Linked DNA regions of Homo sapiens: all the other regions are linked to region 2. Evidence: read pairs that join two places in POLR2A ChIA-PET (ENCODE). Cell type or tissue: MCF 10A. All regions are shown on one strand. Links, peaks and the distances in the headings refer to the core of each region. The heading gives the core; the rest is flanking DNA. Region 1 has its middle 8.6 kb from the start of LINC02015. Region 2 overlaps LINC00578 (long intergenic non-protein coding RNA 578). Region 3 overlaps LINC00578 (long intergenic non-protein coding RNA 578).

Region 1 (8,475 bases), core at 151-8,150, 220 kb after region 2:
TCCTCTGATTTACCACCTATACTGTGCAGGAATCTCCACTTCAGTAGAAAAAATACATTCAGCTATTTCAATTTGGGATTAAATTTTCCATCCATTCGTTTATTCAACAAGCATTTTTTGAGAGCCTAGCATGTGCCAAGTACAACACTGATTGCAAGGAATACAAAAATGAATACACATTAGTCCCTGCACCTTCATAGCTTTCAGTCTGTGGAATTTATTTACTTATTCAGCGGAATAGTTCAACAAATATTTAGCGAGCATTGATTGAGTCCCAGCTGCAGTTATGGGGACCAGGAATACATGAGTGAAAAAAGAAGATGGGGATTACTTTCTAGTGGAAGGAGATGGAAAATAAACATAAATACATAAATAAGTGAATTCTGTAGTATGCTACAATGTGATAAGGGCTAGTGACACCTAGTGAAGCAGAGGAAAACGGACCCGGGGTGTTAAGTTGGTGGAGGGGGGGTTCAGGGGCCAGGGGATTTGCAATTTTTAAGTAAGGTGGTAAAGGCAGACTTTCCTGGGAATGTGACATTTGAGCAAAGACTCAAGGAAATGAAGAAATGAGCCACATGGATATCTGGGGGAAGAACATTTCAGCAGAGGGAATATGAGCAGAGCAGGGAGCAGGGGGCTGTTGTAACAGAGGGCTGCTTTAAAATGCCGTGGCATGGGAATGCAGGGTGCAGGAAAGAGAGATGTAGAAGCGGGGATCTTGGTTGCGTTTTCCACTGACCAAGTCTTAGTCATTTTCTATTATTCCTATGACTGAACTGCCTAGGTTCCTCCCTTGGCTAGAAAGGCTAGATCTGGGAACAATGAATGGAGAATGCGTGATGTGTCTGCTGACTACACCTAATCATCCACTTCCAAGGCTTTTTTTTTTTTTTTCTCACCTCTATGACTCTAGGATCCTTTATTTCAGTGGTTTTTGTACGCGACAGAAGAATGTTGCCGCCAGAAGTCTGAATTAAGACCCCGCGGACATGGAAGATCCCCTTTTGACTTTCTGGTTGTAGTCCCATGAGTCAAATGACAAAAAAAAGAGGTGGTGGTATTGGGAAAGGTTTCTGTGGTTGCCTAGGACAATAGGCCTGATATTTCAGGGAACATCTTTGTATTGGGAGGCATAGATGAAATGTTAGAATTTCCGTGGAGGCCAGGAGCGGGGCGGTGGCTCATGCCTGTAATCCCAGCACTTTGGGAGGCCCAGGCAGGTGGATCACGAGGTCAGAAGTTCAAGACCAGCCTGGCCAAGATGGTGAAATCCTCTCTGTACTAAAAATACAAAAAATAGCCGAGTGTGGTGGCAGGCACCTGTAATCCCAGTTACTTTGGAGACTGAGGCAGGAGAATCGCTTGAACCTGGGAGGTGGAGGTTGTAGGGAGTTGAGATCACGCCACTGCACTCCAGCCTGGGCAACAAGAGCAAAACTCCGTCTAAAAAAAAAAAAAAAAAAAAAAGAATTTCCCTGGAATCCCTATGCAGACTTTCATATCAGTAGTAAAGTTTATCTAATGGGGAGATCAGACTTCCTTGTCACCAGCCATTCAGTCTTTCTTCTTCAAGGGCTCTGACGGTCCAGTCAAACCACTAGTTTCTCCTCATAAACGTGTGGCTTCTTACCCCAACCAACTCCCCTTTCACGCAAAGTAGACGCAGATGACCTTGAAGTTCTGTATACCATGAATCTTTCTCTTCTGTGGTGTTTACAGTCACAGCTGAGTACCACTACTCGCCAATTCAGATTATTGTGCAAAGTTCACCAACTTTTTCTTCTTGGATATCCTAGGCCACTTTGCTTAACATACTTGAAGTAGCTAGCTTCTCTGATTGAAAATCAGACCAGTTTATCTGTAAATTCAGTCAAGGTTTTCACTGAACAGTTATCCTCATGTTTACACTGATTATTTTCTCAGTTTTTAACCATTCATTTTTAAGCAGGAAGTAATCATAGTTGGGCCTTTTTACTTGACTCATTGGATTTGCCAGACATGGAGAAGTTTTACGTTCTTTGATTAAAACTTCAGTCACATATTTTCTTTATGTTTTTTGCTGTTCTCCAATATAAAAGTTAGACTCTTTAAAAATATTTAGGAATTTTGCAGTCTCCTTTCTTGAAGTATAACTTACTACAGTAAAATGCCCAAATCTTAACTTATAAGCTGATTGACTTCAAACATATCTACATCCTCTTGTAATTACTCCTAGATAAAGATTAAGATAATTTCCATCAACTTAGAAAGCTTCACCATGCCCCTTCCCAGGCAATATTCCACCTCAGAGGAAACCATTGTTCTGACTTCTATCTCCATAGATTAGTTTTGTTTATTCTTCAGCTAAATAATTACATAATACAGTATGTATTTTTTCTGCCTTCTTTTATTTAACACAGAATTTTTGAGGTTCATCTACATTGATGTATTAGTAATTTGCCCTTTCTAAATTGCTGAAAGTATTTCATTGTGTAGATATACATGGTATTTATCCATTCTCCGATTGATGAACTAGAGAACTGTCAGCAGCCCTTCACTCTGGTGAAGACTAGAAAAACTTTCAATTTTTTTTCTAGTTTATGGCTATAAAAAAGCTTCTATAAATATTCTTAACATAAATTTTCATTTTGTTTATTTTTAAGATAGACACATGCATGTATTTCTCTTAGTTGCATATCAAAGAGTGGAGTTGGTGAGCCATGGGGTGTGTTTAATTCTTCAGGAGACTGCCAAATAATCTTCCAAAGTGGTTGGATTGTTACATATTCCCAACAGCAACAGAAAAAAGTTCCAGGTGCTCCTGTTCTCACCAACACTTGGTATTCTCAGTGTTTTTTTTCTTAGCTTTAGCTATTAAAATGCCTAATTAGTGAGAAAAGTGTACATTTTGATGCCCTTAAGGAAATATGCCTGCTACTGAACTCAGATAAGGAGCTGAGCATGAAAGGACTCAAAGGGAAAAAAGAATTCTGTTTAGACAGAAAAAAAAGTTTCAAGTCTGCAGATTTTTTTTATCAACATCTGAAGAGGGATGCCATGCCGTGAATTTTCCTTCAGCCATGAATTGTGATAACATAAGAAAATGAAAACACAAGCGAAATCTATTCACAAAAAGGTAGAATCTGGTGTGAAGAACCTTAACTGGCAAAAAGGAAGATTTAATTTGCAGTTATTTGAACTGAGCGTTCTTTTTTTGATCCTTTGATTTTTGATCACTCTGTTCTCTCTACGTGGGTGCTATTGCAAACACGCTTGTCTTCAAACTCCTTGACATAGCTATGTGTCATTCTTATGGGAAAATTTCCCAACTCTAACTTGCGAGACTGGCCCTAAATGGAACACGCTGTGCTATAAAAATGAAAGACACTTTATAAATGTATCTCTTCTAAGAGGTGTGTTATTTTGCATAAAATAGAGTTAACAAATGATCTGCTTTTAGAGTATGAGTTAACACTAAAATTTTAATATTTGTTCCAGTTTCATATTTTAAAATTATTTTCAACTTAGTCTTTTTGAGAATGTCATAGAAGAATACATTTATTTGAAGAATCAAGAAAAAATCCAGCCTACTCTACTTAAGAGTCAACGATTCTACTAGCACATTCCAAAAATGTCTTTCCTTTGAATCCTCATTGTATCTTATGGATTTATCACACATACTTAACTTTTTCTTTACAAACCTGTTTCTATCTGCTAGATAATGGCAATCTTGCTGGCAGTGATCATAGCCCATTCTCCACTCCCGGGGCCTGGTATGGGGTCTATAACATACTGAGTCCAGAATTGGTGGGTTCTTGGTCTCACTGACTTCAAGAATGAAGTCGCGAACCCTCGCGGTGAGTGTTACAGTTCTTAAAGGCGGTGTGTCTGGAGTTTATTCCTTCTGATGTTCGGATGTGTCCGGAGTTTGTTTCTTCTGGTGGGTTCATGGTCTCGCTGGCTCAGGAGTGAAGCTGCAGACCTTCGCGGTGAGTGTTACAGCTCTTAATGTGGCGCGTCTGGAGTTGTTCATTCCTCCCAGTGGGTTCGTGGTCTCGCTGGCTTCAGGAGTGAAGCTGCAGACCTTCATGGTGAGTGTTACAGCTTGTAAAGGCAGTGTGGACCCAACGACTGAGCAGTAGCAAGATTTATTGCAAAGAACGAATAACAAAGCTTCCACAGTCTGGAATGGGACAGGGCCCTAGGGTTGCCACTGCTGGCTCAGGCAGCCTGCTTTTATTCTCTTATCCGGCCTCACCCACATACTGCTGATTGGTCCATTTTACAGAGAGCCAATTGGTCTGTTTTACAGAGAGCTGATTGGTCCATTTTGACAGGGTGCTGATTGGTGTGTTTACAATCCATGAGCTAGACACAAAAGTTCTCCACCTCCCCACTAGATGAGCTAGATACAGAGTGCCGATTGGCGTATTTACAAACCCTAAGCTAGACAGAGTGCTGATTGGTGCATTTACAAACCTTGAGCTAGATACAGAGTGCCAATTGGTGCATTCACAATCCCTTAGCTAGACACAAAGATTCTCCAAGTCCCCACCAGATTAGCTAGACACAGAGCACTGATTGGTGCATTTACAAACCTTGAGCTAGACACAGAGTGCCAACTGGTGCATTCACAATCCCTTAGCTAGACATAAAGATTCTCCAAGTGCCCACCAGATTAGCTAGATAGAGTGCCAACTGGTGCATCCACAAACCCTGAGCTAGACACAGGGTGCTGATTGGTGTGACAAACCTTGAGCTAGGCAGAGTGCTGATTGGTGCACTCACAATCCCTTAGCTAGACACAAAGGTTCTCCAAGTCCCCACTAGACTCAGGAGCCCAGCTGGCCTCACCCAGTGGATCTTGCACCGGGGCTGCAGGTGGAGCTGCCTGCCAGCCATGCACCCGCACTCCTCAGCCCTTGGGCGGTCGATGGGACCCGGCACCGTGGAGCAGGGGGCGGTGCTCCTCTGGGCACGGGGGTGGGGGCGGGGGCGGGGGGAGGAGGGAGAGACTCAGGCATGGCAGGCTGCGGGTCCCTAGCCCTGCTTGTGGGGAGGCGGCTAAGGCCCGGTGAGAAATCGAGCACAGCAGCTGCTGGCCCAGGTGCTAAGCCCCTCACTGCCCGGGGCCAGCGGGATTGGCCGGCCACTCTGAGTGTGGGGCCCGCGGAGCCCATGCCCACCCGGAACTCGGCTGGCCCGCAAGTGCCCTGGGCAGCCTGGTTCCCACCCACGCCTCTCCCTCCACACCTCCCGGCAAGCTGAGGGAGCCGGCTCAGGCCTTGGCCAGTCCAGAAAGGGGCTCCCACAGTGCAGCGGCAGGCTGAAGGGCTCCTCAAGTGCGACCAGAGTGGGCGCCAAGGCCGAGGAGGTGCCCAGAGCGAGCGAGGGCTGCGAGGGCTGACAGCACGCTGTCACCTCTCAATACTAATTGATAATAAATGTTTCTGGAATGCTGAATTGCATGAAGGAAATGAGAGAAAATCACATAAGCTGCTTTCAAGTCCCGACCTCTGAGAACAATGCATATACCTTTGGACAGCTTATTAAAAGGAAAATTTCAGGATGTGTACAATGTTATTTTCTGTTTATTCCTGGACATGAACATAATATTTAATTAAACTCTGAGAGGTAATACTAATAATATTTGTGAGACTGTACACTAGCTATAGAATGACAAAAGTTACAGCTTTCATAATCTTTTCCTGTGGAATAACACATACTAACAGAAAATTGTTTGCTATTTTCCCTTTAGCAAGGCTAAGGTATTGTCCAGTGGTTTGGCCAGTGAAGTCAAAATATCCCCACCATTTACTTGGTGAAAACCACTGAATCAGTTTCTACGAGGTAGAGAGAAATAACCTCAGAAGCTAGCCTTATAGACTCAATTTATAAAGTCATGGTAAGTCTAAAACAAACAAACAAAAAACAAACAAACAAAAACCTCCCCACCAAATGTAAGAGAAATGAAGAAACAAGATTCCAGATTCAATTTATATAAGTTTTCTCTTCGAAAAAGTTATTTCTAAGAGCCCTGAAAATAAAAACCATTTTACCTAGTTATAGAGAAAATTATTTTTCCAGATTTTTTTGGCAGTGTTTTAGGTAGAAAAAAAGTTTTGTAATGAGATTCTCCTTCCATAATTATTCGTATCTGTGCATTTGGTAGGTACTGAACACACTCCACTGTATCTCAGAAGGGATCTACAGATAAAGATGACTCAGCACAAACAGTTCCAATCTGAAGCATTCAGAGAATCTCTTCTTTCCTTGTTCTCAGATGTTTTGAAATAAACATTGGCAGTGTTTATTTATGAAGGTTCGGGACTTTTTGAATGTGTCAGCAGCATGCCTTGACTCTAAACAGACTATGTTGCAATTTTTTTCCCTGATGATTCAAAACTATAAACTTAAAATTACCTAATTAAAAAGATACTGAACTACAATAAACTTGGACTACAACTTCAGTTATGTACCTTGTCTGAAATTAGATCATTTCAATAACCCCTCTTCATGCCAAAGACAGCGTTTCCTCTTAGTGCATAAACATCCTCTGAACTCTGACTGAGGGTTCTTTGTTGCTTGATCATTGTTGTTTTGAACGATATAATTTTAATTCTTTCCCTGTTTTGTTAAATTGAGGATTTTGGCTCAAATTTATTTTTCTTAATAGGCTATGAGTTACACGGAGAAGTAGAAAGAAAATAGCTCAAGAGAAGTGTCAACAAATACTGTTGGGGGGGTACTCAATTGTTTAAATAAGAATTTAAAGCTTAAGTTTATTGTGAATAATTCTCATTCTGGAGAGATGAAACGAAGAACCTATATATACTGCAGTCTAATGATAAATATTTAAAATCCAACGAGAAACACTCATCCGACATACATATTTCTAGCATTTTCCTGATGTTGGTAATGCATTAATAATGCTTCAATTGATTGGCATATATTTTGGTGGATAGGCCAAAAACAGGATGTCAATTGCTAGAAAGCAAGATGCCTTCTCTCCTCTATTTTCTCTTTTCTTTAGGTCCCATGAAACCTCAGCTTCCCTATTTGTTTAATGGAGATAATCATTCTTTCTTCATTTTTTCATAGTCAAATTGGCTGTAGAGTTCACCCAAAATGATGTCTATGGACATATTTAAAGATATCACAGGCCATAGAAATGTGTTAAACTTTTTTGTTAATGCTGGATAATATGGCCTGATCTCGTACTTTCTTCTTGTAGTAATTTTTACTTCCTCATTTTGCTCCTGTAAAGTATCTATGTTGAAGGGAGAATTGTGAGCTCACTCATCCATGAAGAAAAGAGGTGAGAGAGACTGAAACGGAGGCGAAGAGGAAGAAGATTATTATCCCTTATCTCTAACTTTTCTACAAGTATTTGCTTCTAGAGAGACATGAATAATAGTGAGAAAAGTAGGAAATTTCCTTTCTTTCCTTTTCTTTTTTGAGATGGCATCTCACTATGTTGCCCAGGCTACCTTTCAACTAACTCCTGGGCTCAAGTGATCCTTCTGCCTCACTTACCTGAGTAGCTGGGACTACAAGTGTGCTCCACTGCACTTAGCTTAAATGTCTTTTCCAATAAATAAATACATAAATAAAAGGCTGGAATCTATTTTTAAAAAATTTGTGTCAACCCAGAATACAATAAAGAGATAAAAGGTTTAAACAGTGTCTATATCTTCTGCCATCCCAAGAGCCACTTAAGAGGAATGCTAGAACTCAATAGGTAACAGACTGAAGATAATTATCCTAATCATAACTTCTAGGGGATTGTGGGTAGAAAGGGGGTGCTGGTGTGAAGTTATTGCATTTAACTTTACACAACCATACAGGGTAGTTATGTTTAGGCTGATATTACGAGAGCTAAAAGTGAAAGCCCAAGGAGGTTAAATTCCTAGGTTACAGTGAAACCAGTGTCCAAACTAAGATTTGTTTTTAAAGACTGTTCTCTGGCTATGGCAGAATCCAGTCACATACAAGGTACAGCCCCTAGCATTGTGGTTTGTGAAAAATAGATGCCTAACAATTGCATGTTGAGTCAGAGGTCACAGTAGCTGGAAAGGGTAATGGTGTTTGGTAAATTGGATAAATTCACTTTATATTGTTGATTTCTTTCTGTAATTTTTTTTTTTACTGCATCTGTAAGCTATCTGAAATGTGAGCACTGAATTTTATCTATTTGTCTTTTTGGTTACAGTAAGAAGTACAGATACTTTGCTCGGTTGGTGGAACAAAATTATAGATGAGATGTGTCAATATTGTGGTTGTCTCTAAATTTGTTTATGAGAGATTTTTGTAAAAATATCTTTTGCCTTGGAATAAAAAGAAGATAAAAAATTTTGATATTGGAGTTGTATGCAAATCTGCAAAACTTTCATCTATTATTGCCATGAAATTACTATGTTTAGAACAATCCTTAACCTACACTTATCTATGACATTGCCTGTCAATTTTATGAAATGGAAAGATGGCTTGGGT
Region 2 (8,475 bases), core at 74-8,073:
GTTTCCATGTTTTCTTCCATCTGGAGAAAGTTAGTGTGTGCTGAGAGAGAATGAAGCCCACACAGAGAGAGGCAGAAATGACAGCTGGAGGGAGAGGTTTGGCATTGTTTGAGGTTCTGGTTCTGGTTTCATTTATTCCTGAGAACCAGTGATATCCCTGACCTTTCCATAATTTTCATTTTTCCACATTTCCTTATATTTTTTGTGCTAATAATTTCCTCATTTATCAAGTTAATTCAAGTTAGGCTCCTGTCATACCAAACACCGTCCACAGTTTGTTATGTATTTAAGACATACATTTCTAATTTCTCTTTCAATGCCGGAGATCCTGAAATATCTCTGAGCAAATAATTGGGAGTAGGTCTGACCAAATCAACAATTCCACTTAATTCAACACATGTTTATCAAATACCTACCAAGCCAAGACAGTCTCATCAAGAATGCATGTAAATGGCCACTCAGAATTGGAACAGCTAAATAATTTTGAGATATTCCACTATAAATAATTTTGTAGCAAACTCCCAAGTGTACATTGCTGAAAAAAATAGATGGAGCCCCAAATTGAACTCATTAGAAATATGACCATAGGGAAATGAAAATCATTCAATGATAACTTTTATTTTCTTAGCATTTCCTGGATTCTAAATCAACTGTGGGCTAGAAACTGGCTCTTAGACTTTATCTTTTATGGTAACTTACACCATAATCAAGAGAAAGCTTTTTAGTTCCAAGGAATTGTAATTCAGTAAGATACTCTAAATTCAGTCATCCATTTCTCCCTGTTGCCCCAAACCACTAGGAAGTAAAGAAACTGAGCAAAAGCTGTATAGCTCTTCATTATAATGCTACTGTTTTGTTTTGTTTCATTTATTATTATTTTTTAATTTGTCTTTTGTGTTGCACATGACAGGTGATTGGGTATTTTCTTAGTGGTTTAAGGAGTAAACCACTAAGTCTTCCATGTCACTAGAGGGTTTTAAAAATAAAGTGTGGTGGTGTTTCTTGATAACAGAGTTGAGTATCAAGTGCACGTGTCTCCCTCGTATAGGGTTAAATAGTCATGGTGAGAATGTCTTAGAAATGATCAGATAAGGCCAGGCGCGGTGGCTCACGCTTGTAATCCCAGCACTTTGGGAGGCCGAGGCAGGTGGATCATGAGGTCAGGAGATTGAGACCATCCTGGCGCTAACACGGTGAAACCCCATCTCTACTAAAAAAAAAAAAAAAATTAGCTGGTCGTGGCAGCACACGCCTGTAGTCTCAGCTACTTGGGAGGCTGAAGCAGGAGAATCGCTTGAACCCGGGAGGCGAAGGCTATAGTGAGCCAAGATCGCACCACTGCACTCCAGCCTGGGTGACAGAGCAAGACTCTGTCTCAAAAATAAATAAATAAATAAATAAATAAATAAATAAATAAATAAATCATATCATGGCAAGTAGAGTGCTAAGCAGAGTATAGGTACTTAATAAATAGCTACTAACCGATTACATAGTAAGAGGTATTCAGAAAATGTATACCCAACATTCACATATGAAGCTGCTTCTATCTTAAAGTTTGTTAAGAAATTCTTTAAAAATTAATAAAATCTTAAAAAAGCACATGCTCTTAGGAAGGTTTCAAGGTTTTTATTGTTTGTTTTGTTTTTTGGAGCAAGCATGAATTTGTTTCTCTGTTTTTGCCTTGTTACCAAACCCGAACTATCTCTAACTCATCAGTCCAGGAGAGGAACCCAGTATTATCTTGCCAAAATGTAATTTTTAATATTTCTCACATTATCAAACTGTAATTCCTGCTCCCATAGGGCCCTTTGCCATCACTAAAATACCTTACTTTTCCATCTATCGCTCCCTTTGATTAGTCACAGTTTAGAAGTGATGACTACCTTTTTCTTAACTCATTTTTTAAATTATATAAGTAATATGCTTTTAATAGTATAAATGTTGTGTTAGGCAGTTTTCTTGCTATAAAGAAATACCTGAGGCTGGGGAATTTATAAAGAAAAGAGGTTGAATTGGCTCACAGTTCTGCAGGCTGTAGGGGAAGCATGGCGCTGGCATCTGCTTGGCTTCCGGGGAGGCCTCAGAGAGCTTTTACTCATGGCAGAAGGTGAAGCAGGAGCAGGCATCTCACATTGCAAAAGCATGAGTAAGAGAGAGAGGTGGGGGTGCGGGGAGGTGCCTCACATTTTTAAACAACCAGATCTCACCTGAACTTATCACCAAAGGATGATGCTAAGACATTTGTGATGGATCTGCCCCATGATGCAAACATCTACCATCCGGCCCCACCTCCAACACTGGTGATTACATTTCAACATGAGATTTGGTGGGGAAACAAATCCAAACCATATCAAACATGAAAAAATGAAGGTGACCCCCTACTCCCCAAAAAGAAAGAAAAATCACTCTTCATTTCCCTGCCCAGAGATGTCTGTTGTTAACCTTTTGGTAGGTTAACAACATCTTGTTTCTTTTTCGTCAGCTTCTTTTGCTTTTCTTCCTCTTCCCTCTTTCTGTCTCTGCCCATTACACACACACACACACACACACACACACACACACACACACACACACTTGTACAGTACATGCCTGCATGTTTCAAACTGCAGTGGAATTGTACTCTTTATCCCATATCATGAAAAATTTTAATGTCAATGAAAACTCACATCCAGTATTATTTCTAATGACAGTACAATGTTTCATTGTGCAATTATACTTCAATATAGCTTCCAGAAAAATTTAAAATATTATCAAGAGGAAGTATAGTCTTTAGGATAAAAGATAAAATGTTATCAAGATGAGGTATCGTTTTTAGGATGCCTCCTAATCCTCTTTATGTAGACTTGACTATGTCTTATAATCTCACTGCTTCATTTCCCACCCATAAAGCAGGACACTTTAAATCTACCCAGCACATTCCACTGGGGTGGTAGGTGGGATTAATTAATACTTTCAAAAATAATTTAGAAAGTGAAAATTGAAGGACTGACCTGAGACAAAAGTGTCAACTAAGAAAGACTGATCTTGAGACTCTGTTTACTTATCTGTAATATGGGATTCATATCAATATTATAGGATTGTAATGAGGATACAAATTAGGTGATAATAAGAAAGCATCAACCACTGACAATGACATCCAAAAAAGAATTCGGTGAACATTAGTATCCTGTCTGGGAGCTCCACTTTTTTACTCTAAGTCTTCCCTGTCTCTTCTTGCTTTGTCAATTTTCCCTCTTGTCCCCACCTCCGGTTCCTGGGAACCTTGTGTTTTCTGTCCTTCCTGTCAAAAGCTCAGCTTTCAGATCCTTCCTTCATCATAAAGTGTCAATACCTAGCAGGTGATTAAAGAACACTTTAACAGGTAGCGGATGTTCAGATGCCTGGAATTTTAGATATCTGCAGCTGGGTGGGGTGAGATAAGACCCAGTGAGTGGGTATTCACTTGCCTTGCTTACCTATTCATTTACCTTGCATGAGTCTACCATGATGACTGGTAATAGTGGGGTTGATATTCAGGATATTTAGCAACCAGTTCTTCCTCATCAGAATGGATGCTGACAGAAAACAAGTGATTTGGCCAGACAGTATGCACTGGCTGTGTGTTAACCTCGGTAAATCGTGTTTAACACACTCTTGTGGTCTTTACTTTGTTAACTGAGCTATTCACTTTGTGGTAGGGTCTGTGGAGCAGTAGAAATAATCTGAGATTTGGGCTTCCATTCAAACCCTGGCTCTGTAATGTCCTGCTTGTGTAATGTTGGCCACAATTTTCTTATCCCTAAAGAAGAATTATACTACCTACCTCATAGAGTTTGTTTGTTTTTGGTGAGGCTCAAAAGTAGTTTCTATAAGGGAATATTTTATAATGAGAAAAATGTGATAGAAATACTAGCTGCTATGATTCAGGAGTTCTTCTTTCTCTATATGTGACAAAGACAGCACCAATTATGCACCAAAGCTATAGATTAAAAAAGATTCCAGATTTAGTATAAATGATAGTTTATATTTTAAGGCTTAGTGAGATGGGGTAAAATGTATATTTCTGGGTACCCATAGCTCTTTCTCATCTATGAAATAAGACTGTCCTAAATCATTCTGAGCTTCCCTCTAACTCTTCAAATCAATGCTTTCAGGGCCAGGGCTTTTTATTGGGCAATTTCTTTGGGGGTTTGAGTCTTCTTTGCCAGGCTACTCGGACTCACTTTAATTGAGTGCAGCTGCGGAGAATTAGCTACCCGCCCCCCTCTCTACTTCAAGGCTAGGCTTGAACAATTCTGTTCTGAATCCATGAGTGGCCCAGAGAATGAAAGAGACAAAAGGTTTCAGGTTTCTCAATCAAAGTTTCCTGTGGTCCTACCCATACCAGCTATTGTGTGCTTTTTTCCCTGAATGACTCAACTCTGACCTGTCATGAAGTGTTTGATATTTATATTTCTGGAAATGGTTAGCCACATTACTAGGTAATAAGGTTGCAAATTCCAAGTCTCCCTTGTAGTCGAGGTCAGATGTTGTCCTGGGAGTGGGTGGGAAGGTAGAGAGGCCAAGATTGAGGCTGCTATGCTTAAGGGCAGATGATGAGATCAAGCCTGGCTGCCTGCATTATTCCCTGGTACTTATCTCTATTTTGGCAAAGGACCTCCTGAGCTCTTAGTTCAAGTTTTCTGGTCTTTTACTTAAATTTGCATGGCTCTTGGATCTTTTCAATTGTTATTATTACTCCATATTTAAATGGAATTTGCCTTAAAACATAAAATATTAGAGGCCGGGCATGGTGGCTCACGCGTGTAATCCCAGCACTTTGGGAGTCCGAGGAGGGCGGATCACCTGAGGTCAGGAGTTCTAGACCAGCCTGGCCAACGTGGCGAAACCTCGTCTCTACTAAAAATACAAAAATTAGCTGGGCGTGGTGGCAGGCTCCTGTAATCCCAGCTACTTGGAAGGCTGAGGCAGGAGAATCACTTGAACCCGGGAGGTGGAGGTTGCGGTGAGCTGAAATCGTGCCATTGCACTCCAGCCTGGGCAATGAGAGTGAAACTCTGTCTCAAAAAAAAAAAAAAAAAAAAAAAAAAAAGAATATTAGCCTGGAAAGAGAGCCACAGGATTAAACAATCCAACCTACTCCTTTGGAGTAGAGGTAATACACATGGAGAAAAGTTTCTTGACTTGCCCTGGGCTACAGAACTGCTAAGTGGAAGAGAGAGGTCTGAAGGGCCTGGTTTCCTGATTCTAAGTCTGTTGTTTTTTCAAGACGACTTTCTGTGCTAATTCCTGTTGGTGTGGTTTGCCCTTGGACACTTCTGATGCTCTCAGCTTCATCCATCTGTTTGTTCCAAATAAACACTATTATTCCCCACATACACACATCCTGGGACATTATCCACATACAGGAATCTAAAAGTGCTCAGGATGTGGCAAAACCCCAGGGAAAGAAGGAAGGGCAGGGGAATAAAAGGGATGGGAGTGAGGTTGCTGGGGGCAACTGAATTCACACTGGCACAATGACCGGTTCAGTCCTAAGTCAATCTAGTTAGGTACTTTAATATTTTAAGTCTTTCCTTGGGATGGCCCAGGGTGGTGGGCCAGCTCCCTCCTCTCTTTGCTCCTCCAATATATAGGCACCTGGAGCCAGAGGGTTTGTTAGTTTTAAGACCCCACCTACATTTCCTATCCTGGGTTACTGACACTGGCAGGGACTGACTTGTAATGGCAGGAGCTGGCTAATCAGTTGCAAGTTCCTGACATCTGGTAATGGAGAGGAACAAAGAGTGGGAGGCCAAATAGGGAACAGACAAGCCCCATGCGGGGTAAAGTGAAATAGGGCAGAAGTGGCTGGGCAGGAAGACCGAGAAACACACACATGACATGTTCAGACATATCCACATTCTCTCACACAGGAAGAGGTGGCGAAAGCCCACAAAAACTATGCTACTCCCAAACACCAGTCACTTCCCTGGTGCATCCATGAAGTTGACTAAACTGCTATACATTCCACTGCCTTAGAGGTCCACAACCCCGTTGAAGAGCTCAGAGTCTAAAGGAGGGAGCTCTTTGGAGCAGGGCAGTGGCTCCCAAGGCTGCCTGACCTTCAGGATCACTGGTGCCTCTTGTTCAATGTGCAGTTTCTGCAGTTGCTTGGTTCCTCTGAAAAGAACCTAACCACCTTTGGGCTTCTCTATTAATAAGCTATACGAGAGATTCTTAGGACAAGGGATGTTTGGGGAAACTGATGGGGAGAAAAGAACCTGGGATGTGGAACCACATGATCCTGTATTAGCTTTGTACTCTTGAGCAAGTGTTTTCTGAACCGAAAACAGAGGAGGTATAGTAATGAGTTCAAAGGTATAGCTCTGGAGCCAGAATGCCTGGGTTTGAAATCCTGGCTCTGTTTCTTATTAGCCTTGTGTCATTAGGCAAGTTATTTAACATCTTTTCCCCTCAATTTCCAATCTGTGAAATAGTGATAATGATTATAGTACTTTTCTTATTTTCGTGAAGACTGAGCTATGACTTAACTAACTTGGAAAGATACCTGGTTCATTGAAAGACTATACAACCATTTGCTGTTAGTATTAAATAGTGGATAATGATGTTATTTCCCATTTTGTTAGGAATTATGTAAGAGGATATAGATAAATTGCTTCATGCAAAGTTGATGCTCAATAAACAGTACCTGCTTTATTGTGAGCTGTATACATAAGAATGTTTACAAACATTGTCTACGTGGGAGCATATTATCATATTGTAAACTGAGTACGTAAGTACTGAAGAGACCTCAGGGAAAGAAGATCCTAGAGTCTTCTGCAAGCCTAATTTATAAGTCAGTGCATCAGCTGAGGCCATCAGGCTAAATTACAGCTGCTCAAAGGGGAGATGAGAATATCCATTATCTTATGAGTGGATCCATTGAAAGTAATGGCAAAAACCGCAATTATTTTTGCACCAACCTAATATGAAGGATAGTGTGGATGAGCAAGGCTCGAGGCAATTGTTATCAGTTCAAATCAACTCAGATCCTCGTGAAAAATCAAATGGATTTTAAAAACCTAGCTCATCGGAAAACTGCCAAAATGCATGAGAACAGCTCCGGAAATCCCATCTGTTTCATATTTACAGAACTTCTCGTTCCTTCAGTCTGGGCACAACTGACTCACTTTTCATTGTGTTCCTATGGCAGAGTGTCTTGTCATTTCCAGAGAAACCAGACAGCAGGTTTGATGTGGGTGAGAAATGCGCATGCCTGCTTTTGTAATTGGTAAGGCTGTCTAAGGATTTGATTCCTTGTGAGCCACATGGGAAAGGGATTATATAATTTAGCAAATTTACAAATATATATTTTAATGTGAGGTAATGATGCCCGGATCATAAACTATGCCTTTTCTTTTGCTCACAGGCACCGCTCTCTAGCCAGACTGCCCGGCTCTATTCTTGTCCCACTACTTAGTAGCCATGTGACTTTGGGCTAGTTACTTAACTTCTTTTTTTTTTTTTTTTTTTGAGATGGAGTTTCACTCTTGTTGCCCAGGGTAGAGTGCAATGGTGCGATCTCGGCTTACAGCAACCTCCACCTCCCGGGTTCAAGCGATTCTCCTGCCTCAGCCTCCCGAGTAACTGGGATTACAGGCATGCACCACGATGCTCGGCTAATTTTGTATTTTCAGTAGAGACGGGATTTCTCCATTTTGGTCAGGCTGGTCTCGAACTCCTGACCTCAGATGATCTGCCTGCCTCGGCCTCCTAAAGTGCTGGGATTACAGGCATGAGCCACTGCGCCTGGTCTAGTTACTTAACTTCTGTGTGTGTCCCAGTTTCCGTGTGGATAAAATGGTTAAAGTAAGAGTACCTATCAGTATTAATTAAAACTACCTGCTGTTACAGCCTCCTAAACCTTAGAACAATAAATATTTATGTCTTGCTCTCACCAACGTCTGGTGGGCATCATGGTGTTTTTTTTTTTTTTTTTTTTTTTTTTTTTTTTTTTTTTTTTTTTGTGGCTCCCTTCCAAATAGTGATTTAATCTAGATCTCTTTCATCATGGGACTTTGTCATCCCCTAGGGCTGTGCTCTCCCGTATGGTCACTAGCAACATGGGGCTTTTGAAATTTAAGTTAATTAAAATAAAATATTAAACTTCACTTCCTAGTCACACCTTAAGTGCTTGTCAGCCACATGTGTCTAGTAATTTGCTACATTGAATAGCACAAATATAAAAAGTGTCTATCTGTTAAAGAAAAAAATTATTCAATGACAATTTTAAAAGCATGATAAGGAAGACATTATGCAGGGTCATTGTCACGGGTAAAAGGACCATGGCAATGGGTCTTGCACTCAGAGAGAGATTGAGTTCAACTGTGAATACAGCATGAGTAAGTAGCGATTTATAGCCGAGAAACAGGGTGTGGGTCAGCGGATGGAAAATTACTAAAAGGCAACATCAGGGGTAAGGGGGATTCTGGCTAAGCCTAACTAAAAGGATTC
Region 3 (8,475 bases), core at 215-8,214, 91 kb before region 2:
TGTCCCCACAGTGTCCTGTCCAATTTCCTCTACAGAATCTGTGAGCATGACACATTGCTGTTTCATGCCACTGAGTTGTGGGGTAAATTCATATGTGTCCTTAGTAACTGGAACAGATTTTGATGCCATGTAAAATGGTACAAAAGAAGAAGAAGATAGCTCGGGAATTTTTGCAACTTGCTTCTTATCTATTAATTTAATTTGGTCCATTGCTAGACCAAGTACGTAAGAGTTAATTCTGTATCTAACAATTTAGTAACCAGATTGTCAGTAAAATGCAAGCAAAATTTAGAAGGACAATGATATTTTGTCCTTCTGTCTTGTATTGACAGATTCAACATGGTACTGGTTCACTTTCAGCTTCTGACAAAGGATACTTTTGTTTTCCTGGTCTCTCTCTTTTTTTTTTTTTGGTTGAGATGGAGTCTTGCTCTCTTGCCCCGGCTGAAGAGCAACGGCGCAATCTTGGCTCACTGCAACCTCTGCCTCCTGGGTTCAAGTGATTCTCCTGTCTCAGCTTCCTGAGTAGCTGGGATTACAGGCGCGCACCACCACACCCGGATAATTTTTGTATTTTTAGTAGAGATGGGGTTTCACCATGTTGGTCAGGCTGGTCTCAAACTCCTGACCTCATGATCCACCTGCCTTAGCCTCCCAAAATGCTGGGATTACAGGCGTGAGCCACCGCGCCCAGCCTTTTCTGCTCTCTTACAATTGTTTTACCTGAGCGCTTACTAATTTACTCTTAGCTAAAGTTCTCCTGTTCAGGAATGAGGAAATTCTAGTAGCCAGCTCAGAGGTGGTCAACCAGAATTCTTGTATTATAGGAGCTCATAATAATAAAACTTTATATTTATAGATGGTTTTGCACAAGGTTTTTACATCCTTAATCTCAAGTGAAGTTTACTAATGCATTTGTGTGGGCTTGGCATATAGTGGCCAGAGACTATACTGATCTAGTATGTATTTGCTGCTTCTTGCAGCTGTTGAAATATGTGATACAGTATATGCATACTAAAGATAAAGATGTACAACTAGGGGGAAGAAACAAAGAAACTAGTGCCTACTTTTGGCATCTATGTGAGAATGTTAAGAAATAGAATTCTGGGGGTAGAGTCCTATGGGGACCTGGTGAATTGGCACATGGCCAGATGCTATGTAAATACATAGCAGCCATCCCACTCTTGGAGGAGAAATAAATACTATGAGAGGGTTGGGAAGGTACAGAAGGTCATTTTGTAACTGCCAAGACCTCTGAGGGTCTAGGATTTTATCTACTTGCAAGCTGACAGGTTAGCCAGCCACAGTTTCAAGGATGCTGGTTGGAGACTTGAGACTCCCAGGTCAGAGGTAAAGGACAGTAGCCAGAGAATTAGCATTTTTGTCCTAATCCCTAAGCTCCAGTTCCCACAGGAGCTACATAATAACTGCACACTCAATGGGTTTGTTACAGAAGAGTCCCCGAACTTAGGGAATCTGAATCTTGTGTAATATACATTTAGCATGCTTGACCTTTGCTTTCAGAGAGAAACATTTTCTTTATTACACTGGACAGTAAGCATACCTGCCTTTTGCTTCAGTGGGAAATATCGCCTTTAAAATCATGGCGAAGCTGTAAGCAACCTGCTCTTTGCTTTGGAGGGAAACACACTGTCTATTATTTCCATGCTGTTTGCTATACAAATATCCTTGAAAAGATAGTTCAGAACAAAAGGCCGTCAGTACTTCTGCTTATAAGATGTGCAGAAATATTGAGAGATCCATGGAAAATTGTCTGCTAACAATAACTCCCAATCTTCAGAGGATCCAAATAAATTGCAAACCAACTATTATTGTTAGGCTAGTGATGAAGGGTCAATGACAGCCATATGCATCAGGAAAATTAGAGGGAAATGTGTACTATAACTTGAATTTACATGTTTTTTCTTCTTATCTGCACTTCAGGATTGTCTCCATCAATGGGGTAGCAAAGACAACTTTCTAACAATTCAATTTCCCTGTAGTTCAAGTCTGTCTTCTTTCTATATTGGTTTGGGGACCTGGTGGCTACCATTGAGACTCTGAGCAGCATCATTCACATTGACTCTGTGAAATAAACAGAATGGGTACTTATTCTTTCCAGCTGATGGGAAAGGACATTTACCCATGGCTGGCTTTAGGGAAAAGAACCCCATGTGATAGGCTGGTAGTGACAAATGCAGAAGGATACTAAAAAAAGCTGAGTTCCTGAGACCTGCTTAAAAGAAAAAGGGGCTTCATTGGAAGCTGCTTTGCATTAGATATGGCGTTGGTCACTCACCTGTTTTCTTCCATATCCAATCTTTACCCTTTTTCTGTTCTACTCGATTAATTACTTGCACCCTTTGTGAAGGAGAAATTAAACAAACTGCTTATTGGCTCAGCAAGATGATAAAATGAAGAAAATTTATTACCAGCAGACCCATCTAAAAGAAATGCTAAAGGAAGTAGTTAGGCTTAAGGGAAGTGATACTAGAGAAACTTGAAACTTCAGAAATGGAAGAGAATGGTAACTGGGTAATATAAAAACTGTCTGGTAATATTAATATATTAATATTAAGAACTTAATATTTTAAGTTCTTAAAATATGTATGACTATTGAAAGCAAAAGTTGTAACTTTTGGCTAGGCATAGTGTGGCTGGAAGCGGTGGCTCACGCCTGTAATCCCACACTTTGGGAAGCCGAGGCGCGTGGATCACCTAAGGTCAGGAGTTCAAGACCACTGTGGCCAACATGGTGAAACCCCATCTCTACTAAAAATACAAAAATTAGCCAGGTGTTGTGGCACATACCTGTAATCCCAGCTACTGGGGAGGCCAAGGCAGGAGAATCGTTTGAACCCTGGAAGGGGAGGTTGCAGAGGGCTGAGATCATGCCATGGCACTCCAGCCTGGAGGACAAGAGCTAGACTTCGTATATAAAAAAAAAAATTGTAACTTTGGTAGGGTTTCTCGGTATGTATATGCAAAGCATCTGACAGCTGTGACACAAACGGGAGAAGGCAAAGGGTTGCAGGACTTCCATGTTTTGCTTGTAGTGGTAAAATATTCCATCTAAATAGACTGTAAGAGGTTAGGTATGTATTTCATTATCCTTAGCGCAATCATAAAAAAACTATACAAATAGATATAGCCAAAACACCAACACATAAACTTAAGCGGAATACTAAAAAAAAATTCAAAAATAGTTAAATAAATTTTCTAGAATTGCAAAATATCGTCATTGAAATGGAAATGCAGTGCATGGTTTAATCAGCTGGTTAAAGACAGCTAAAGCAAAAAAATTTATAAACCGAAAGTTAGATATGAGAAAATTGCCGAAAATGCAGCACTGAGATAAAACAATCAATTGTATTGATAAGGAGAGACAAACATCTTTTGAAAGATTTCAGATTATATCTAAAGTGAAATAATTGATGAACAGTGTAATCATTTATCAGTTAATATTCAGTTTCATAAAAGTCAATTGACCATTCACATTAAAAAAATGTTGTAACATATTTGTTGACGCCTGCAGATTTAGACCCTCTGCTCAGGACCAGGTTTTACTTCTGCATCTGTGCATTCATATACCACTAGAAGGTGAAAACATGGTTTGGGGTCTGTTTTGAAGTATGAGGAGAAGTTGGTTAGGGTGCTTGCCAAAGTGCCCTCATCCTTGTGGGCACAAACATCCACTGCTACTGATTTGAAGAAAGTGGTTCTGTAATTTCTACATCCACCTGCTGCAAACTGCAAAATTCCTTGGCAACACTTTCAATTCCCTTAGCAACTCAAGGTGCATGAGTCACTAGGCTGAAAGTGGAGCTCAGCCAAATCTTGGTGGGATCATAGAAACCCGCTCCCTGCTTGCTTTCTCGAGGGAGCTTCCTACTGGGAAGCAGCAGAGGTGCCCCTGGGCCTGACAGTTCCCTGTGGACATGCGGAGGGAGGCTGTTCTTAAAATGTCACTGAAAACAGAATTTGGCAGCAATGGGGACTTAGCGATCAGCTCTACTTCACCTTAGAGAATAAGAATCAAGGTTGTGCAATATTAGTAGATTACATGCTAGTCAAATAATAACAGATCCTGTAGTAATAAATGTAACAACTTTACTATTTATCTGTCTAGGTACTGTCTTCTTTAATCCTTTCAACAGGTCTAAATGGCAGGCATGTTTATTCACATTTCACAGATGAGGAAACTGAGGCTCAAGAAAAGATGAAGTCAAAATTCTATCACAGACTTATCTAGCTCCAAGGCCTCTCTATTACCACTGTGCTGTCTCCTAGGTAATTCGCAGTATTATTGACGACTGTGGATGTGTGAATCGATAATGCTATCTATTCAAAGTGTATATGATATACACATATACACACCTATATAGGCACTTTTAAATTATATCCATAATGAAAGACGGCTTTGTTAGAGTGAGACATAACCCAATATGGAAACTCACCATTTTGTATGTCTTAGATTCACTTTGCTGGACATCTTCTTACTTAAGGGCCCCTTGCCTAGTGAAGGGGAGTCTATGACCAGCTTTAGAAAATAGGGTTAGGTTATCAAATGTCCATCAATGATAGACTGGATTAAGAAAATGTGGCACATATGCACCATGGAATACTATGCAGCCATAAAAAAGGATGAGTTCATGTCCTTTGCAGGGACATGCATGAAGCTGGAAACCATCACTCTAAGCAAACTATCACAAGGACAGGAAACCAAACACAGCATGTTCTCACTCATAGGTCGGAGTTGAACAGTGAGAACACATGGACACATGGTGGGGAACATCACACACCGTGGCCTGTCAGGGGGTGGGGGGCTGGGGGAGGGACAGCATTAGGAGAAATATGTAATGTAAATGACGAGTTGATGGGTGCAGTAAATGAACATGGCACATGTATACCTATGTAACAAACCTGCACGTTGTGCACACATACCCTAGAACTTAAAGTATAATAAAAAAAAAGAAAAAAAAAGAAAAAAAAGAAAATAGGGTTAGGTTATATTCACTACCCTTTCTGGTAGTTATAGTTTTGTTGGTCAAGCTTTTGGTATAGGCACTGGAAATTGTTATTGGTTTATTTGGGAATAAGTGAGTGTTAATTTTACACACACACATGCAAAATACATTATCATTATTTCAGATTTTACATAGCGAAATGAATCACCGGACAGCTGAGGTTATCTATTCACCCTAGAGCCTTCTCAAGAGCATGCCAGCAGATGATCATGAACCTATGAGTCCTCCAGAAAAAAACAGGCCCTGCTGGGGCTCAGCAGCTAGAGGATCAGGTCCTGGAAGGGCCTTATACGCAATCATAGAGCACAAGGATGCCTTCATAGTGTGTTTTAGGAGGTTCTGAGGTTCTGAAAGGCCTTCTTTGTGATACAACACATTTAATTAGACCAACATTTGCCATAACCAGTTTGTGTCCAGTAATGCGTCAGGCTCTGGATGTACAAAGATAAAGAAGTCAAAGTCCATGGCCTCTCAGCTTTCCCCATCCAGTTTGAAAGGAGGACAGGAAAGAAAATAGTGGCGCTGTAACAACAATCAGGGTTGCATGTGAAGCTCTATGAGGACATATATGTGCGTATAATTAATGCTGTAAGATGGGAAGGTAAGAGAAGAAAGTCAGCAGAAGCTGTAAGAAGATATTTAGGTTGGATGTAATGGCCGAGTTAGAATGCAGCAGGGTTATGAGGGCACAGGGCATTGCAGCCAGAGGGAAGTGTGGGAGTAGAGCTTTGAGAGCCGAGCCTGGGAGGCTTTGAAGAGTCACGGGATGGAGACTGGAAAGGTGCAGAGGGCCACATCACAAGGAATGTGGCTTTATCCTGTTGGCTATAGTTAGCCAACATCAACCAAACTGGGACACTTTTGAGAGTAAAAGGAGGTGCTAAAAATAAGTGGAACTTAATCTTTTGAATATTTATTGACCATCAAGTTGACTCTATTAAAAACTTTTTGAAAAAAAAATCTTTTTTTTTTTGGAGATAGAGACTCCTTCTTTCTCCCAGGCTGGAGAGCAATGGCACGGTCTTGGCTTCCTGCAAACTCTGCCTCCCGGGTTCAAGTGATTCTCATGCCTCAGCCTCCCAAGTAGCTGGGATTACAGGTGCGCACCACCATGCCCAGTTAATTTTTGTATTTTTAGTAGAGATGGGGTTTCACCATGTTGGCCGGGCTAGTCTCGAACTCCTGACCTCAAGTGATCTGTCCACCCCAGTTTCCAAAGTGCTGGGATTACGGGCATGAGCCACCACGCCCAGCCTGAAAAAAATTCTTAAAATATAAAAATATTGCCTGGGCACAGTGGCTCATGCCTGTAATCCCAGCACTTTGGGAGGCCGAGGAGGGTGGATCACCTGAGGCCGGGAGTTTGAGACCAGCCTGACCAACACGGTGAAACCCCATCTCTACTAAAAATACAAAAAACTAGTCGGGCATGGTGGCATGCGCCTGTAGTCCCAGCTACTCCGGAGGCTGAGGCAGGAGAACCGCTTGAACCTGGAAATCTATAAGTTGCTTTGGACAGTATGGTCATTTTAATGATACTGCTTCTTCCTATCCATGAGCATGGAATGTTTCTGCATTTGTTTGTGTCATCTCTGATTTCTTTGAGAAGTTTTTTGCGGTTCTCCTTGTAGAGATCCTTCACCTTCCTAGTTAGCTGTATTCCTAGATATTTTATTCTTTTTGAGGCAATTGTATAGGCACATATTTTAATCTATTTCTTATCTAAATCTATCCTTAATATCATGCCATTAGTATCTTTCTGAAGAATATATGTATTTTCAATATAATCTTATTAAAATGTTCTAATAAAATTGAGTAATAGTCAAAGCTATATATATATATATATATATATATATATATATATATATATATGTTTTTTTTTTTTTTTTTTTTTTTTTTTTTGAGAGAGGTAGTCTCACTGTGTTGCCCAGGCTGGAGTGCAGTGGTGCAATCTCGGCTCACTGCAACCTGTGCCTCCTGGGTTCAGCCTTCCATGTAGCTGGGACTACAGGCGCATGCCACCATACCTGGTTAATTTTTTGTATTTTTTTTTTAGTAGAGATGAGGTTTCACCATTAGCCAGGATGGTCTTGATCTCCTGACTTCGTGATCTGCCTGCCTAAGCCTCCCAAAGTACTGGGGTTACAGGCATAAGTCACCACTCCCGGCCTCAAAGCTCTATTTTATGGTAAATAAATTAGAATGTTTGATGACTCCAATGAATTATTCTCTTTTTTTTTTAAATTAAGAAAATACTTTCCCTTCAGAAACTGAAGCATATTCAAAATAAATTCTGCTCGATGTAGGATATTCGCAATGAAAAAATTTTTTTATATTAAAATGTGTAAACATCTCAGGTTGTTTCCCCCCTCTATTCAGTGTATTTTTATTCAACAAATGTTTTTATAAGACAAAAACTCATCAAATAAGTCATCTGTGTTTATGATGTTTTTGAAGTTTTGCCAAATATAAATGTTATAAAATTATAAGTTTTTTTATTCTACTCCAGAACAGAATATAAATTTGTTGAATTAAAAATAGTTGCTCTGTCAAATGATCTCCCTAAAAGTAATATATTCTGAAGAACAATTATCAAATTTGAAAACAGAAACTTGTTTACCCTTTAAGCCCTTTTCATTTGATATGTTCAGTTCCTCCCTTGTATTAGGAAGAATAAATTTCAATGTCTTTATTGTTATAAACCTTATTTTTAGTAACCAAAATTTACTAAAAACTTCAACACTTTTTTGTTGTTTTATTTATGGAGTACTTTTATTAAAGAGTTCCAACTAATTTTGAACAAAATGCAACCATAATTTAGAGGACTTTTTAATTTAAAAATTCAATTCCATTGTAGGACACTGGGGTTAATATAAAAAATTCTTCAATGGCTCAAACATTTTTTTTTTTTTTTTTTTTTTTTTGAGATGGAGTTTTGCTCTTGTTGCCCAGGCTGGACTGCAACTGGGCAATCTCAGCTCACTGCAACCTCCGCCTCCCAAGTTCAAGCAGTTCTCCTGCCTCAGCCTCCCGAGTAGCTGGGATTACAGGCACTTGCCACCACACTTGGCTAATTTTTGTATTTTTAGTAGAGATGGGGTTTCGCCATGTTGGCCAGGCTGGTCTTGAACTCCTGACCTCAGATGATCTGTCTGCCTCAGCCTCCTAATGTGCTGGGATTAGAGGTGTGCGCCACTGCGCCTGGCCCCCAGGCTCAAACATTTCTAATATTCAGTTGATTGTAGGCATCAAGAAAAAGAAAGTTTGTATTGCAGTATTGAATTTTTTTTTGTCTTCAGCATGTGTCATCCTAAATTTTATGTAGTTAAACCACTTATATATAGAAGTGATTTAAGTATACCTATATATGTAAAGTTTGATAATTATAGTTTTTATTTTGAATGGTAGAATATCACAGCTCGTATTAACCGACTTATGAATTACATGT

What was found. Peaks named below come from ENCODE experiments on the same cell type or tissue, not always from the same donor. Only the 100,000 strongest peaks of a DNase experiment are listed, where the experiment ranks them.
Region 1: POLR2A ChIA-PET joins it to region 2 with 9 read pairs; 1 of 35 experiments calls an interaction of 5 or more read pairs at or near these places.
Region 3: POLR2A ChIA-PET joins it to region 2 with 6 read pairs; 3 of 35 experiments call an interaction of 5 or more read pairs at or near these places.

The regions. Positions count from the first base shown.
Region 1 is chr3:177,804,052-177,812,526 of GRCh38, forward strand. No RefSeq gene overlaps it. Among named protein-coding and RNA genes, the nearest start is that of LINC02015, 8.6 kb to the right of the region's middle. In MCF 10A, for the core only: no CTCF peak of the experiment used is centred there; DNase peaks (open chromatin) are centred at 3,300 and 6,290.
Region 2 is chr3:177,585,732-177,594,206 of GRCh38, forward strand. The region is part of intron 2 of LINC00578 (long intergenic non-protein coding RNA 578); the gene reads left to right. Among named protein-coding and RNA genes, the nearest start is that of LINC00578, 150 kb to the left of the region's middle. RefSeq lists silencers at 3,216-3,416, 4,216-4,416. In MCF 10A, for the core only: no CTCF peak of the experiment used is centred there; DNase peaks (open chromatin) are centred at 4,390, 5,850, 7,160 and 8,050.
Region 3 is chr3:177,494,609-177,503,083 of GRCh38, forward strand. All of the region lies in intron 1 of LINC00578 (long intergenic non-protein coding RNA 578), which reads left to right. Among named protein-coding and RNA genes, the nearest start is that of LINC00578, 57 kb to the left of the region's middle. In MCF 10A, for the core only: no CTCF peak of the experiment used is centred there; a DNase peak (open chromatin) is centred at 3,823.